2 separate regions of the Homo sapiens genome follow, and region 2 is linked to region 1. The links are chromatin loops, found by intact Hi-C in ENCODE. Cell type or tissue: Caco-2. All regions are shown on one strand. Links, peaks and the distances in the headings refer to the core of each region. The heading gives the core; the rest is flanking DNA. Region 1 overlaps UGT8 (UDP glycosyltransferase 8). Region 2 has its middle 180 kb from the start of UGT8.

Evidence for each region. Hi-C counts contacts between places; a loop is a spot of excess contacts. Peaks named below come from ENCODE experiments on the same cell type or tissue, not always from the same donor. Only the 100,000 strongest peaks of a DNase experiment are listed, where the experiment ranks them.
Region 2: it touches region 1 in a loop (14-fold over the local background); 8 of 110 quality-filtered maps call a loop at or near these places.

The regions. Positions count from the first base shown.
Region 1 is chr4:114,653,489-114,656,312 of GRCh38, reverse strand. The region is part of intron 2 of UGT8 (UDP glycosyltransferase 8); the gene reads right to left. Among named protein-coding and RNA genes, the nearest start is that of MIR577, 1.9 kb to the left of the region's middle. In Caco-2, for the core only: no CTCF peak of the experiment used is centred there; a DNase peak (open chromatin) is centred at 1,492.
Region 2 is chr4:114,416,019-114,418,842 of GRCh38, reverse strand. No RefSeq gene overlaps it. Among named protein-coding and RNA genes, the nearest start is that of UGT8, 180 kb to the left of the region's middle. In Caco-2, for the core only: no CTCF peak of the experiment used is centred there; no DNase peak of the experiment used is centred there.

The DNA.
Region 1 (2,824 bases), core at 44-2,543:
CTCCTTTCTTTCCAGAAAAAAAAACAAAAACAAAAAGAAAACACTCAATTTTTTTCATGATAATCAGTATTATGCCATAAAGACACAGAGACTGATGAGAAATATTTACATAGCTTCCAATTCTGACTACCAAGTAAAATTAGTAATGTGACAGCAAAGAAGTCTTGTAAGTAACACCTTAATCAAACGATTAAAGTGGACATCATCAATAATGAAGCAAGTCAAAATCACGTACCACCTAATCAGATGCAACATGCAGAATATAGCATCCCTTCTGTGATATTCCTGTAAGGATGCAAAACCTGAATCCAATTATGAGGAACAAATGATAAACCCAAATTGAGGGACATTCTATACAACAGGCCGATATCCTTCAACAACATCAAAACAATGAGAATCTAAGAAACACTGAGTAAGTGTTCAAGAAGGAGCCTAAAGACATAGCAAATAAAGGCCACTGATAATTCTGAACTGGATCCTTTCCTTATTAAGGACATTATTAGTGGCTCTCACAAAACTTCATTGAGGTGTAAAACTTAGATGGTAGTAATATATCATTGTTAATTTCCTTATTTTTATGGTTTGTATTGTGATTATGCAGAAAAATGCCCTCATGTGCACAAAATATATATCAATGTTTTGGAGGGTGACAGGGTATCATATAGAAATCTTATTGTCAGATGGTTCTGGTAAAAAAAATAACTTTGAACTGAGTTTGCAAATTTCCTGCAGACTTAATATTGTTTTAAAAATAATGTAGTTGGGGATTGTTATATTACAAAAGAAAAATTAAATAAAAAAAGACAGCTTTCAATTTAACAATTCCACATGAGAAACATGGTTTACTATCAACAAGCATTACCACCAAGTAACAAACACCACCACCTAGAATAAGCCCCTGTAACCAATAATCTTTGTTTCAAAACAACTTATGTGGACTTCTTTTTGTCTCTAAAAGCTTCCCCTTACTCCAAACCCCTCACAGATGCATCCATGGTCTGCAATGGCATGCATATCCAGCATTGCAGACCCTTGCTATTCCCAAATAAACTGTTTTAGAGAAAAAACACACAAAACAAACAAAAACAAATATCCCAGGATTCTGGATGATGCAAACTAAATAAATAAAAGTTTATTGTGGAAAAATCTAGATAATCGATTTTTATTTTTAAATTTAAACTTCCCTCCATCAATTTCAGCATCTAAATAACATAATAAGCTGCAAATTACTTTACAAAAAAAAAAACAAAAAACAAAAAACTAGGTACCGGGAATTGGTAAGTGGTCTATTTTGTAAAAACAATGTAGGGAAATATAAGTTATCAGTCATACTTGAAAATTATAAAGCCATTGCAAAAGACATAGGAATTATATTGTGTGGCAGACTGTATGTTCCCATAAACAGCTAAATTAGTATTTCCAGTCCCACATGTGTTTTCAGAAAGTCCCCATCAAGAGGTGCTACGTCCACACTGTATAAACTTGGGCAGGTAAGCTTTGGCTGACTCGTGACTTCTCTGGTCAACTGATTACAGAAGAAGTAATCCTATGTGAGTTCTAAGGTTAGATAACAAAAGATACACTTGACACCTACTTCTCTCTCTCTTGCAAAATGCACCCTTCTTTTCCAAACACTATGCCATATCAGTAAAGAAGGCAACATGAAGACAAGGGAAGGTGTTGTAGCTACTAGCTCAACTAAAGTCTCAGCCAACAGCTAATTTTAACTGTCAAACATGAGACTGAACAAGCCTGAGGATGATTCCAGCCTCTAGCTCTCAAGTGTTCTAGCTGATTCCCCAGACAGTATAGAGCACAGAAAAGTTGTTCCTGCTATTCTGTCTGAATTCCTCAACTATAGGTATAATAGGTGGTTGCTTAAACGTTACTAGGGTAGATTTTGCAGCTCTAGGGGCTGAAATGTCTCTAATGCATCTTCATTTGGTTTCTTTCTCAAGAGTCATAAATGGAATCTGAAAAACAGCACTAAGAGATCCACATGAGGTCCCTAACATTTTTTTTTTCTCATAAAGATCAGGGAGAATAGAACATAACCAACAGTCACTGAATACCTACTTTGTGACTTTAAACACATTAAGTTATCTCTTCTAAGAAAATACGAGAGTGGATAAAGTTGAGGCCAATAATACCAAATAACCTACTTCTAATCCATTAACCTATGGTCTTCATTAATACTCCAGCAAAGAAAATGTAATACTTACTACATTTCCAAATTAATTTCCAAAATAATTCTGGTAGCTATATTCCCTTTTGAAGTCCACTGATATTACCAACAAAGACAGAGCGCAGTGCAGATCTTGTTTAACCTGCATGCATATTCATTTCATCAATAATTCAATATCAGTTAACAAACTTTTGCTGGTCACCTTCTATGTGCCAGGCACCAGGTGTCAGGAATATAAGAGAGCAAGATATGGTTTCCTCCTCAGAAGTTCATAGTCCATTTCAGATTCATGAGCTTCATTAACAGCACATTAATACTGCCTCTGCCCTACTTCCTCCCTGAAGACTGGGGAAATAAAGAGCCTAAAAATAAATAATAAATTTTCCAAAAATGCACTTATATTAAATCTCTGTAAATTGTAGCCCAGTTTTCTCTTGATTTCAGAGTTGAATTTCTAAAGGAACAGTTTAGTGACAGGCAATTAAAGGTTGCACACCAACATTTCCAAACCAATTAGAAATACATTTATAATCAGTTAAATTATATGTCAAAAATTCATTGGCAACTAAAGAATCCCTTCTTAAAGAAAATTTCTCTTTTTCTAATGTAATACTGATATTTAGCATTTCTAGATTATAC
Region 2 (2,824 bases), core at 143-2,642, 240 kb after region 1:
TAAGAAACCCCCGTAAGACCATGGATGAGTCGTACCAAAGAACAGGTATCGGTACAAGAGAGGTAAGTGTCATGAAGGACATTGTCACCACTTATTCAGCTAACCTGTGCCCTCAGACATTTTTGGACCTAGTCACAGATGTACCACTTCCATTTTACTATGAGATTATGCTGGTTCTGCCTGCCTTAGTGAATCTAATAGTAATTTGCTCATGATACAATCTTACGGCCACATAGTTATTTGATGTTCAAATGGCTAGTCAGGTTATTTCTACTAAAACCCAATATAATGCAGAGAGACGCTATTCTGTTGCACATGACATGACCCTGTCTAGAGCAAAGGATCTGCATTAGAACTTTCCTATTAGGGCTCAAAATGGTGACTTTTTCTGCTGTAGATATGTGTTCTGTCATGGGCTCTTTCAGGTCGTATGGCCAAAGAAGCCAGCTGCTTAATCACATTTTGGACCTGTTGAGAACTTTTTCTTGCCCTAGGGCCTATTCAAAGCTAGCTTTATCAGAATTCCTGGTTTTAGAATATGATCCTCCCAAAAACCAAAAAAAAGCACATTAATCATTGTACATTTATTCCTTTATGTTAGAAAATCCAAGTTGCAATAACTTGTCTGTTATTTGGGGGTTGTCTGAGAATGCCCTGCACCCCTGATTTCCTAAAACCTTTATCAATTTAATCCTGGTCTAACCACAGAACTTTTAATGTTCTATTGTTCTACTTTTCCTCTTGAACTTCATTTTGAACTGTTCAGTGCTATCTAATCCTTCAGATTTCAGTAAAATCAGCATTTCTTTAAGCAACCAACTTTTGACTAATCTTCCCCCTATTACAGAAGAAAGAGGTTGTAGAAATGAAAAATGAGTGCTGTATAGGATCTCAAAATACCATGCACTTTTCTTTACAGCACTTGTTATACTTGCAAATTTATATTTCTCTTTGTGGTTAATGTTTCTTTGACCTACTATATTTTTATTTTAAGCTTTTTTCCCTTAATTGTTCAAATATACTTCAGATAATGGTTGGAGAGGAGGTATTATACAAACTTTGGGGAGAGGGAGACTAAATAATTTTTGTCATATTAGTGTTTTTATAATTTCATATTACAATAAATATCTTTTGTCTTAATAAAGGCTCTTGGTTCTAGAAAGTTTTACCTGGGCCAGTTTGTTTAACGACAACAGAATTATTATTTTTTTAAAAGTAATGCGAAAATTATGATTAAAGTTTTAAAAATCCTGATCTGTTATAGATAAACTATAGTAAAATGAAAAGAAAACTAAATCCCCTCACGCAAAATTCTGGCAAACTACCTGACAGGTAAGCTCTTGATACCTGAGAGAATGGAAATTGGATTTCCTTTAAGCATTACCCAAGATGAAGGGGCTCAGGAACAAAGCTGTCTGTAGGGGTTATGTTGCCATCATGTGGTCTTAAGGGAGGAAACATTTTAAATAAAAACAGACATCTAGTATAGAAAACTATATGGCATCAGTTTCAAAGATGTCATTTAAATGGAATATAAGACTTTATTTTTTTAAATTAAGAAAACACTTCTCTGAAAATGTTATTAATTCATTTTATCCAAAACTTGGCTCTCTGTTCTGGGACTTCTAGTATGGCCCTTTAACTTCTTGTTTCCTTGTCAGGAGGCAAAAATAACATTTAAAAAAAAATTAAAATTATGATGCATGACAACTTTAATAAAGGGCAAACATTAGTAAAGCAAATAAAAGAGGAAGATAGAAATCGTATTAAAAGAGAAAAATTAAAGTCAGGCAATTTTCCCATAAAGCAAATGAAGCTTAAGGTTAGGGGCTCTCAGATTCCTGTTCTTAATTTTGTATTGGCAATTTTGATTCTTTTTCTTAAGAATGGTGTATTATTTGTTTCCATGCTGCTTATAAAGACATAACTGAGACTGGGAAATTTACAAAAGAAAGAAGTTTAATGGACTTACAGTACCACATGACTAGGGAAGCCTCACAATCATGGAGGGAGGAGGAGCAACTCACATCTTGCATAGATGGCAGCAGGCAAAGAGAGAGCTTTTGCAGGGAAATTCCTGTTTTTAAAACCATCAGATCTTGGTTGGGTGTGGTGGCTCACGCCTGTAATCCCAGGACTCTGGGAAACTGAGGCAGGCGGATCACGAGGTCAGCAGATCGAGACCATCCTGGCTAACATGGTGAAACCCTGTATCTACTAAAAAAATACAAAAAATTAGCTGGGCGTCCTGGTGGGCACCTGTAGTCCCAGCTACATGGGAGGCTGAGGCAGGAGAATGGCGTGAACCTGGGAGGCAGAGCTTTCAGTGAGCCGAGATTGTGCCACTGAAGTCCAGCCTGAGCGACAGAGCGAGACTCCATCTCAAAAAAAAAAAATAATAATAATAATAAAATGAAACCATCAGATCTCATGAAACTTATTCACTATCATGACAGCAGCATGAGAAAGACGTTCCTTCATGATTCAATTACCTCCCACTGGGTTCCTCCCACAACATGTGGGAATTGTCAGAATTACAATTCAAGATGAGCTTTGAGTGAGGACATAGCCAAATCATATTATTCAGCCCCTGGCCCCTCCCAAATCTCATGTCCTGACATTTCAAAACCAATCATTCCTTCCCAACAGTCTCCCAAAGTCTTAACCCATTTCAGCATCAACTCAAAAGTCCACAATCCAAAGTCTCATCTGAGACAAAGCAAGCCCCTTCCTCCTATAAGTCTGTAAAATCAAAAGCATTCCCAGATACAACGGGGGTACAGGCACTGGGTAAATACAGCCATTCCAAATGGGAGAAATTGGT